Linked DNA regions of Homo sapiens: regions 2, 3 and 4 are each linked to region 1. The links are chromatin contacts, found by Hi-C or POLR2A ChIA-PET in ENCODE. All regions are on one chromosome and are shown on one strand. The core of a region is the stretch at or near the end of the contact, and the rest is flanking DNA. Distances in the headings are between cores, read along the strand shown.

Region 1 (2,700 bases), core at 144-2,643:
TCCCCTGGGGTTGAGTTTCTACAGTTTCCTTCTGTGGTTTCTTTCCTCTCGTTTCTGGTTTTAGAAGGTTAAGGGCATAACCTATCAGGCCGGGACTTCAGCCTGAGGCGTTACTAGTGCCCATGGTATCACACAAAAGCCACCCACTCTGCTTGCTAAGAGCTGGTTCTAAGCCGGGAGAAAAGGTGTTACATTGCTGAGCCAAACTGAAGCCAAGTGTTTCCTTTCAGAGACGAGGGGGACGTGTCCCAGAATCAGAGAGTGTTTTATTACATTGACTCTATTTTGGTTGTTCCAGGGCTCATCTTAGTTATCTAAATGTCCCTACTGAATGCACCCATAGTTGCCCACAGGAAGCCTCTCCAAGGAGACCCCCATGCCAACTGCAGTACATATGTGAATGCTCCCTCCATTTCCTTGTTCTTTACAGCTTAATATTCCCGGCTAGAAAGAGCTAACCAGTTCTCGGAACCCTCTTTGCTCACAGGCTTCTGTCAGTACAGGCACCTCTGGTTCATAAGCTTCCCACGCAGTCCGGAGACATTCTCCAGAATTTCACGAGAAGCGTGTGTCTTCCTTACACACTCAAAACCAGGAGCTGAATTGCAAGGAGGCATTTGGCTTCATGAAAGTGAAGACTGTGCAGAGAAAGAAGAGAAGCAACTCGTTGCGGGGGCAGAATCGAGAAATCTGAAATCCTCCTCTCAGGTGAAAGTTTCAGCAGCACTGAAGTACAGATGAAAAAATAATGAAAATGAAACCAATTCCTTGTTTTCATCTCAAAACAGAAAGAAAAAACAATTACCTCTACGTCATTCTATTAAAAACACGGGGCATTGCCTGGGCACGGTGGCTCACACCTATAATCCCAGCACTTCAGGAGGCCAGGAATTTGAGACCAGCCTGGGCAACACAGAGAGTCCCCGTCTCTACCAAAAACAAAAAATAAAAATAAATTAGCTGAGCATGGTGGCACATGACTGTAGTCCTAGCTACTTGGGAGGCTGAGATGGGTGGATGCTTGAGCCCAGGAGCTCGAGGCTGCAGAGAGCCATGATCGTGCCACCACTCTCCAGGCAGGGCAACAGCAAGACTCTGTCTCCAAAAAAGACAAACCATAAGATACCATTTCTTCCATTCATTCATTCATTCAACAAATATTTACTTGGTGTGGGTCAGGCCCTGTTCCCCCAGGCCCTTCTGACCTGCCATGGTAGAAAGCCCTCTGTCCCTAAAATTCCTGCCTTTTTGCCAGGTTTATGTCCAGCACAAGTGGAAAATCACCAACAGCTTTGACCTCTGAACAGACACTGCCGGAAGTCATGGAAGTGAACTGGGGTGAAGAATTGGTTTTTTCCATCTCACTCAAGTGTGGCAGGACAGTTGCTCTGTAGCACCGGCGGCCAGGAAGTGAGGGGGAAGAGGCAGGAAATGTGTATTGGCTTCTACACATAAACTTCGTATCTATAAAGAATGAGACTATTTTGTTTAAACGTTTTTAGTTGGAATGTTTCTCAATTTTGTATTTCTTGAGGCTCTTAATTTTGTTTCTTATCTGGGCTGCATTATGGTGGTTAACATTTCAAAAAGTGGTTGAGCATTTCTAACGCTGTGTAAAAAAAGATTGTTGCCTTTAAATACAAGGCAGCAAAGAAAAAGAAAAGCTGTAAGTAAAAATATAGGCCAGGCACCGTGGCTCACGCCTATAATCCCAGCACTTTGGGAAGCCGAGGTGGGTGGATCACCTGAGGTCAGGAGTTTGAGACCAGCCTGGCTAACATGGGGAAACTTTATCTCTACTAAAAATACAAAAATCGTCTGGGCGTGGTGGTGCACGCCTGTAATCCCAGCTACTTGGGAGGCTGAGGCAGGAGAATCATCTGAATCCAGGAGGTAGAGGTTGCAGTGAGCTGAGATTGCGCCACTGCACTCCAGCCTGGGCAACAGAGCGAGATTCCTTCTCAAAGAAAACATAAAAATATAAAAACATAATGATAATGAGAAGCCATTTTAGCTAGAGTAATAGAAAAAATTCATTTGCATTTTAAAATATGGTCATGCTAAAATCACTTTAGCTTTTAAATAGACACTTTGATGTCCCTGGTTCTACTAGAACCTGTCAGTGACATTTGAACAACTTTTATGAAGTAGAAGCAGATTGATCTCCTGCATAGCTAAGGTTCAGAGACAATTTGTCTCATTTTCACTCTATTTTGATAATACAAAACTAAAATAATGAGGAAATGTATCACCATAAGGCAGAGGTTATTAAGTGTTCAGACCTTTGTTGATAAATAATTTAAAGCAAAATAAGTCCAAAGACTAGGGGAAGTTAAAAAAAAAAAAACCCACATGTCACTTCAAATGTTTATTATAGTGGTATGCTGTAGAGTTATTGTTGTAAAGTATTGTTACTGTGTTATTTGTGTATTATATAGAGATATATAGAGATACAGTTGTTTATTATTGTTATAGTAATATTATCTTGTTTTATGGTTGTATATTATAGAGCTACAAACATAATAAAAATTAGAAAACTTGAAAGAAATTGTATAAAGGCCTTAATTCAGTGAGACGATTGGAACTGCTCTCATTTCTGTGGTAGCCACAGTAACAGAAATTCAGCGTGTCCTTTGTCAACACAGGAAGTTTGTTACAAAGACATCATTCAAAACAAGAGTCAAATTCTGGGAACTCCCT
Region 2 (2,700 bases), core at 87-2,586, 180 kb after region 1:
AGGACCCTGCCTGCTCTCCAGGCTGGCCCAGAGGGGATGTTGGTCTCCTCAGTCCAGATCTGACTGGGGGGTTCAGCCTAACTCAGATCAGCCTCAGGAAGGCAGGGGCTCCCCAATCCTCCACCTGCCCTGAGCACCCGTTTCCCAGCAAGGGGAACACACAGCTTAGAAAATCTCCACCAAGACTCCCATTTGAGAAGGATACTTTTCAGCCCCCAAACTGAGCTTTTGTTTCACCAAACTTCTGTTCTACAATTCAGTTTGTGGGGATTTGTTTCAGGTGTCACTAGAGATTGTTTTGTTTTGTGTTTTAAAGAAATATTCCTGGCCGGGCACAGTGGCTCATGCCTGTAATCCCAGCACTTTGGGAGGCTGAGGCCAGCAGATCACTTGAGGCCAGGAGTTCGAGACTAGCCTGGCTAACATGGTGAAATCTAGTCTCTACAAAAAATACGAAACTTAGCCAGGTGTTGTGGCGCATGCCTGTAGTCCCAGCTACCGCTGAGGCACGAGAATTGTTTGAATCCAGAAGGCGGAGGTTGCAGTGAGCTGAGATCACGCCATTGCACTCCAGCCTGGGAGACACAGCGAGACTGTCTCAAAAAAAAGAAAAAGAGGCTGGGCGCGGTGGCTCACGCCTGTAATCTGAGCACTTTGGGAGGCCGAGGCAGGCGGATCACGAGGTCAGGAGATCGAGACCATCCTGGCTAACACGGTGAAACCCCGTCTCTACTAAAAATACAAAAACATTAGCCGGGCGTGATGGCGTGCGCCTGTAGTCCCAGCTCCTTGGGAGGCTGAGGCAGGAGAATGGCGTGAACCCGGGAGGTGGAGCTTGCAGTGAGCCGAGATCGCGCCACTGCACTCCAGCCTGGGTGACAGAGCAAGACTCCAACTCAAAAAAAATAAAAAGAAAGAAAGAAACATCCCTGGCACCCTGCTCTCCATCATGTCTGTGTGTTTACCGCTGCACCTCCCTTTCCTGATGCTAGCAAAGGTAGCCACCAGCTTTTGCAGATGGCAGCTCACACTATTTGTGTCCACTTTTTACAAAGATGCCCTGGTTCATACTGTCAATGACAGAAATCAGGAAGCAGAATTGGAAGCACTCAAAAAGTCCTGTTGACAGTGCACATCCCCTCATGCCCTGGAATATCACACAGAGAGCTTTGCAGTGAGCTGGAAAGTCCTCCAGACTCAAGGCCGGGCCTGGGCCCACAACAGACTTTGACAGCCCTGCAGTCCCGGGCTCACCAGGGAAGGAGCCAGGAGTTCAGCCCCCGCAGCGGCCCCTGCTCACAGCACAGGCAAAAGCCACAGCCACACAGGATGGGGCCTCCCTACTTCAGCCCAATTGTGATTTCCTGCCTTGCAAATCATCTCTCTTGAAGCTCTTCAGCTCCTCTTCATTTCTTACACCAGCACCAGCAGCTGGCCTTCTTCTTGAGCCAATTCCCAGAAAGCAATAGGCTGAGTGTCACTTTTTCAGGGTTGCTGAGAGCTGCCCATGGGGGGAGGCGGGACAATAGCAGCAGCGGGGTTACCCAGCAAAGCAACTCCCTCCCAAGCACCAGCCCTGTGGCAGGTGGACTTCAAAGTTACCTCCCTGAGGAAAGCACAAATCATGTGCTGGACCTTTGACATCCTCCCCGAGGGTCACACACTGACAATTACACTCTGGGTATAGGATCCACCCCGCTGGGACTGGCTAGGCACCCTGCAGAATCCCAAGAGGGCCCTGCCGACAGCTAGGACCCGCCAAGCCCATTAGACCTCCTAGCACCTTCCACTGTCCCTGTTTCCTTTGGTTTTTGTTGTGTTTTTTGTTTTGTAGAGATAAGTATCACTTGGTCGCCCAGGCTGGAGTGCAGTGGTACAATCATGGTACACTGCAACCTCAAACTCCTGGGCTCAAGTGATCCTCCACCTCGGCCTCCCAAAATGCTGAGATTACAGGCACCATGCCTGGGTCATATTTTTTTTTTTTTGAGATGATGTTTCACTCTCGTTGCCCAGGCTGGAGTACAATGGCGCGATCTCGGCTCACTGCAACCTCTGCCTCCCGGGTTCAAGCGATTCGCCTGCCTCAGCCTCCCAAGTAGCTGGGATTACAGGCACCCACCACCATGCCTGGTTATTTTTTGTATTTTTAGTAGAGACATAGTTTCACCATGTTGGCTGGGCTGGTCTTGAACTCCTGACCTCAGGTGATCTACCCACCCTTTAGCCCCCAAAGTGCTGGGATTACAGGTGTGAGCCACTGTGCCCAGCCAATTTAAAAAAATTTTTTTAAGAGATAGGGTCTCACTATGTTGCCCAGGCTGGTCTCGAGCCCATGGCCTCAAGTGATCCCCCAACCTCAAAGTGCTGGGATTACAGGCATGAGCCACCACACCCGGCCTGTTTGCCTTGATCTTTAGGGCAGTGGTTCTTAGCCTGAGCCATCAGAATCACCCAGGAAACTGTGAAAAAATACCCACGCCTGGGTCTCACCCTCAGAGGTTTTGATTTAAGGGGTCTGGGGTGGCAGCCAGGCATGCAGATGTTAGAAAGCTCCAGAGAGCCTTTTCCAAGGAAAACTGAAGAGGAAGCCTGGTAGTAAAATGGAAAAACAAGGGCTGCTCGGGCAGTTGGGAGGATGAGGAGAGGAAAGACCTTCCAGGCTCTTCCTTCTCTCATTGCTGTCCACCTCCACCAAGG
Region 3 (2,700 bases), core at 1-2,500, 150 kb after region 1:
TGCTTTGCTGCTACCCAAGCTCCCAATACCCTTCTGGCTTCCAAGATCCTTCCTGCTGGGAATCAATGAGCTGCCCGTGTGGCACTCGTACTCCAACCGGCGGGGCCACTCAGTATGTCTAAGTACAGACGACTGCACTGTCCCTGAGGTGCCCCGGCCTCCGTGTGCTGGACTAGCATGAGCGGTCCCTCGGGCCTCGGCATCCTTCCAAAGCTGCATTTCGGAACTTGCCCCCCCGAAGGCTGGACCCCGAACCGCCACGCCCCTCAGCAGACCCCGAGGCTCAGGCGGAAGTTCCGGGAGAGCCCCGCGCTCCTCCCCGCGCAGCCCCGGGCCTCACCTGGTGCGCCCGCGAAGCCTTCTGCGCCGGGGACGGTGCCGCTCCCGGTCTGGCCGTCCACGCCCCGCGGCAGACCCCGCCCAGACACGCCTGCGCCTGCGGGGGGCCCGGCCTGGCCCGTCTCCGCGATGACCCCGGTGGAGCCTGGCGGCTGGGGCGGCCTCTCCTCGGGGGGCCGCTGGGGCAGGACGGGCCGTCGCCCAGGGTCCTCTGCGGTTGCGGGGCCGCTGGGCCTCGGCGGGGCGGGCTCGGGCTGCAGCGGCTCCTTCGGGGCCTCTGCGGGCGGCGGGGGCGAGGGCGCCTCTGCCGGGCGTCGGGGAGAAAGAAACACACGGGATTAGGAAACCTCAGCCCTGACTGCCCCGTCAGGGTCCCCTCCATGAGTCCCGGCGAGCGGGGTCCCCGTGAGGACTCTGCGGCCACCCCTGCGACGTCAGGCCAGCGGGACACACGGGCGTCCGCCCGCATCTTCCGAGGACGCCGCGGGCCACCCGGACGCCGCCGGGGACCCCTGCCCGGGGCCGGGGCGTTTCCAGCCTCTCCGGCGCAGACGGCTGCACTTTCCAAACCGGCCTCACTCTTGGCTCCGGCATCAACAATTCCCGATTTCACAGCACGCGGAAACCGCGGGTGCGTCGCAAGTGACTGAAAGGGACCTGAGGCCACCGACCCCCGCACCGTCTCTGAACCACACTCCTGCCGGGGCCCCACGGCCTCTCCCGCGGGCTGCCGAGGGACCCTGCCGGGGGGCCCCAGGGCTGCGCGGAGGCCGTGAGGAGGGCTCAGGCTCCACGAGGGCCGCGGCCACAGCGCCCACGTCGCCAGCGGAAGGGACTTCCAACGGAGGAAGCTCCTGGCGTGCGTCTCCCGGCCCTCTGGGGAAGGCGCCGGAAGCTGCCGCCCTTTCCTCCTTTGAACTCGTTCCCGGAACGAGCCCTCCAGGAAGCCCCTCCCGACCGTCCACGGGACGCCTGACAATACCCGGGCCTGGCTGAGGGACCCGCTCGCCAAGAAACGCCATCCCCGCCGCCCCCGTCAGCCTGGTGCCCACGATGCCCAGAGTTCCAAAGCGCAACACATTTGATTTTTGTTTAGGACCCGACAAAAATCGGCGGCTGCCTCCCGACCTGCCGTCTAGTTTTGTTTTAAAACTCCCTAAGCGGGCCGGGCGCGGTGGCTCACGCCCGTAATCCCAGCACTTTGGGAGGCCGACGCGGCCGGATCACTTGAGCCCCCAAATTCGAGACCAGCCTGACCAAGATGGCGAAACCTCATCTCTTCCAAATATCCAAAAAAAAAAAACAAAAAAACAAAAATTAGCCCGGGGTAGTGGAGCGCACCTGTAATCCCAGCTACTCGGGAGGCTGAGGCAGGAGAATCACTTGAACCCAGGAGGTGGAGGTTGCAGGGAGCCGAGATCGCCCGCTGCACTCCAGCCTCACTAAGCTGGGGAGAAGGGCAGTGGAGGTGGTTGATGGGTTCAAAAATATAGTTAGACAGAGTTAATAAGATCTAGTATCTGATAGCACAACAGGGTGACTGCAGTCAGCAATTATCTTTTGCACATTTTTAAATAAAAGAGTAGAATTGGAATGTCTGTAAAGAAATGGCACATGCTTTGGGTAATAGATACCCTATTACCCCGATTATTATACACTGCATGCCTGTATCAAAATACCTCATGTACCCCATATATATATATATCTACTCTGTACACATAACAACTAAAAATTAAAAAAATAAAACTAAGATAAATATGGCAGATCAAATACATGCCCCCCCCCCGCCCCACCCACAGAGGCAGGTTGCCAGAACACCCTGAGAGAGGCAGTTTCTCCAACAGCCTTTCCTGACCAATGTTCCATGAGAGAAGCCCAAGAGAAAACAATTTGAGTGATTACTCTCTCAGTTTTCCCTGAGGATGATACAGAGCTAATTCCATTCTAGATACAGAGAAGTTAGTTCACGCCATACAATAGAATGGCATCAGGATTTACATCTCTTTAGAACCCTGGTTGAGAAAGGCTGGGTTAGACAGAGAAACTGAGGCAGAGGGATTGAAAAACATGCAGATACCAGCTACAGTGGAAGATAGGAGTAAGATACCAGTCTAAAAACACTAAGCGAAAGTCTGCTCCCTGAATAAGGAGGCTCACAGTCCCCATCCTCTGCTAAGCTCCCAGCCACTTGCTTATACCTCTAGCTGGATATAGGAGGATTCTTCAAATTGACCCTATGATGCCCACAGTCGTGAAACTCTATCTAGTGTCTCCCCATTAAATGTGAACCAAAGTCAAAATCACCTGACATATGAGGAAAGCCGCCTGTGTGAACGACAGGGACCAAAGCAAGCCACACCA
Region 4 (2,700 bases), core at 115-2,614, 240 kb before region 1:
TTGTAAATTTTATACTGAAAAGTCTACTATTTGTCTGATAGGTTTCCCTTTATAGCTTACCTGATGCTTTTGACTCACTGCTCTTAGAATTCTTTCCTTCACACTGACTATAGATAGTCTGATGACTATGTTCCTTGGTGATATCCTTTTTGCAATGAATCTCCCAGGACTTCTTTGAGCTTCTTGTATTTGGATGTCTAAATCTCCAGCAAGGACAGGGAAGTTTTTCTCAATTATTCCCTCAAAGAAGTTTTTCACTTTTTTTTTTTTTTTTTTTTTTTGCTTTTTCTTCTCCTTCAGGGACACCAATAGTTCTTATACTTGTCCATTTTACATAATACCATATTTCTTGGACGCTTTATTCATTTCTATTAATTCTTTTTTCTTTATTTTTGTCTGATTGGGTTAATTTGAAAGCCTTGTCTTAGAGCTCTGAAATTCTTTCTTCTATTTGGTCTAGAATATTGTTAAAACTTTCCAGCTCATTTTGTAATTCCCTAAATCCCTAAATGTGTCCTTCATTTCAAAAAGTTCTGGTTGATTTTTTAAAAAAATCTATCTCTTTAGAAAATATTTCATCTATATCCTGAATTGATTTTTAAATTTCTATATGTTGTTTTTCACCTTTCTCTTATATCTCCTTGAGTAGCTTAATGATCAACCTTTTGAATTCTTTGTCTGGTAAAGATTTCTCAAATGCCAGTAGTAGTAGTAATGAATTGGTCATGTGGACAGACTCAGGACCCCCTGGTTAGCCAGAACGATGCAGGCAATGGTGACAGCTGAGGTCATGCACAAGTTTTCTCCTTCCTTGGTGCAGTGTTACACTACTTGGAGATGCTGTAATGGACTGTCAATTGGCCTCCAGCCAGAAGGTGGCGCTTGCCAAAGAGCACCAGCTGCCGTAGTAGCAGTGGGATTTGTGCTTGCCTCATGTTACCCAGGGGAGGTACTCTGGTGACTCAGGTAATGGGTGGGGCCATAGAGCGCCAAAAAATTTCTGTCCTTTGTGTTAAGCTACCAGAGCAAGTGAAGGAGCAAAGCCAGGTGGCGGCTGGATCAGGCAGGTTCACGCTGTGGCTCCCCACATGCGGGGTAAGCAGTGGCCCCTGTGGGGGTCAGAGAGCATTTTTCTGGCCGCAGGGGTAATGTTGCAGGGAGGGGTGCAGCTGCCTCTGCTGCACAGAAGTCTCTCTACAGGGGTTGGGGAGTAGCAGGCGGCAGTAAGCCCCACCAGCGCCCATGCACTTGGCAAGGCCGGTCCCTCACCCGCAGGGTTCCGCTTGCAGCAGCTCGTTAGAATCCAGGCAGTCCGCATTCAGAACTCAAGACTGCCCCATGCCATAAGCCTTCCTGAAGGAGAGAACAACCAATGCTTTCAAGCCACGCCCCTCCCAGTCTGCCCGTGAAGCAGGGGCGCCCAGCTCCTGCACCCGTGGCTGCAGCACATTTCCCAGTCACTCCTTGGTTCTGCCCAAGGGGGTTTGTCCCCATTCGGCATTATATTGTGAACCCAGTTGGGAACTTCTGCCAACCTGTGACTGCTGTCTGAGTTAGCTGGCAGATTTCTGCACAGTCCTCTGTGAGGTAGGGTCGGGAATGTCTTCCCTCCATCCTCACTGGAGCCTGGGAGTGCATGCAAAGCCCGTCCCAATGATGCTTTTTCTCATACATTCCCCACTGCTCACTAAAATCAGCTCCATTGCTGGATAGGGTTAAGTTCTTCCCTCATGGGCCTCTATTGCCAGATTCCCAAGTGGGAGTGTATGTTCCAGAGGCAATTTATTCCTCTTTCACTCTGGGGAACTTAGTTTTCCACTGGCTTATGGTGTAGGCTGCAGCCCAGTGCTTCTTTCAAAGGGTCAGTGGCTTCTTTCAGTTCTCCTGTTAAGTTCCTGTGTTGCTTCTAGGAGAAAAGTTCACAGTGTGTGAGTCTCTACACACTATCTTGTCTTTCCAAGTGGAAGAGGCATGCTAACACTGCCTCCAATCTGCCATCTTGGGAGCAACAGAGTGAGAACTTGTCTCTTAAAAAAAAGGTGGGGAGGCCGGGCGCGGTGGCTCACGCCTGTAATCCCAGCATTTGGGAGGCCAAGGCAGGCAGATTATGAGGTCAGGAGTTCGAGGCCAGCCTGGCCAACATGGTGAAACCCCATCTCTACTAAAGATATAAAAAATTAGCCGGGCGTGGTGACGCCCGCCTGTGATCCCAGCTACTCAGGAGGCTGAGGCAGGAGAATCGCTTGAACCTGGGAGGTGGAGGTTGCAGTGAGCAGAGATAGCGCCATTGCACTCCAGCCTGGGTGACAGGGTGAGACTCTGTCTCAAAAAAAAAAAAAAAAAAAAAAGTGGGAGGGGAAGCGGTCTTTTGTTTTAGAGATATCTGCTTTAATATGTATGAACAAATATCAGTGATTTGCTGACAAAATGATTTGTCAGTGATTTACTTCAAAGTAATCTAGTGATGCAGGTAAGAGGGCTGAGGGATAATGATGAAAGGAAAATGGGAGGGGTTATAGATGAAACAAGTTTGGCCATGAGCTGATTATTATTGAAGCTAGGTGATGCCTACAAGGGGATCCATACATTATTTTCTCTTTGCAATACAATCCTGACCTGGAGTAAGGTCAAATTTCACAGGTTAAGGGAACAGCCACTCACAGGATGCCTCTTACCCCAGATACCAGCTGTTATATGTTC

The links. A loop is a pair of places that touch in the nucleus more often than their neighbours do. ChIA-PET counts read pairs that join two places held with the same protein, here RNA polymerase II (POLR2A). Pooled maps may share reads with other maps.
Region 2: a pooled map shows a loop between it and region 1 (6-fold over the local background). The contact joins two enhancer-like sites. A Hi-C loop is called at or near these places in 6 of 50 pooled maps. POLR2A ChIA-PET finds 5 or more read pairs at or near these places in 3 of 52 experiments (T-cell, WTC11 and common myeloid progenitor, CD34-positive).
Region 3: a loop to region 1 is called in a pooled map, with 3 times the contacts of the local background. The contact joins two enhancer-like sites. A Hi-C loop is called at or near these places in 1 of 168 maps with a recorded cell type or tissue (endothelial cell of hepatic sinusoid) and 4 of 50 pooled maps. POLR2A ChIA-PET finds 5 or more read pairs at or near these places in 6 of 52 experiments (K562, OCI-LY7, Panc1 and 3 more).
Region 4: a pooled map shows a loop between it and region 1 (5-fold over the local background). The contact joins two enhancer-like sites. A Hi-C loop is called at or near these places in 5 of 50 pooled maps. POLR2A ChIA-PET finds 5 or more read pairs at or near these places in 2 of 52 experiments (activated CD4-positive, alpha-beta memory T cell and activated naive CD8-positive, alpha-beta T cell).

The regions. Positions count from the first base shown.
Region 1 is chr18:3,059,429-3,062,128 of GRCh38, reverse strand. No RefSeq gene overlaps it. Among named protein-coding and RNA genes, the nearest start is that of LPIN2, 48 kb to the right of the region's middle. RefSeq lists enhancers at 687-816, 1,184-1,478. Within about 2 kb of position 1,393, at least 8 of the 41 ENCODE cell types and tissues checked have a DNase peak (open chromatin) inside an H3K27ac peak, as active enhancers do.
Region 2 is chr18:2,882,172-2,884,871 of GRCh38, reverse strand. All of the region lies in intron 2 of EMILIN2 (elastin microfibril interfacer 2), which reads right to left. Among named protein-coding and RNA genes, the nearest start is that of EMILIN2, 37 kb to the right of the region's middle. Within about 2 kb of position 1,336, at least 9 of the 41 ENCODE cell types and tissues checked have a DNase peak (open chromatin) inside an H3K27ac peak, as active enhancers do.
Region 3 is chr18:2,904,726-2,907,425 of GRCh38, reverse strand. EMILIN2 (elastin microfibril interfacer 2) reads right to left here. Exons shown (of 8, transcript NM_032048.3): 5 at 341-643. Among named protein-coding and RNA genes, the nearest start is that of EMILIN2, 59 kb to the right of the region's middle. RefSeq lists a silencer at 282-1,141. Within about 2 kb of position 1,250, at least 29 of the 41 ENCODE cell types and tissues checked have a DNase peak (open chromatin) inside an H3K27ac peak, as active enhancers do.
Region 4 is chr18:3,295,760-3,298,459 of GRCh38, reverse strand. No RefSeq gene overlaps it. Among named protein-coding and RNA genes, the nearest start is that of MYL12-AS1, 35 kb to the right of the region's middle. RefSeq lists an enhancer at 1,175-1,254. Within about 2 kb of position 1,364, at least 21 of the 41 ENCODE cell types and tissues checked have a DNase peak (open chromatin) inside an H3K27ac peak, as active enhancers do.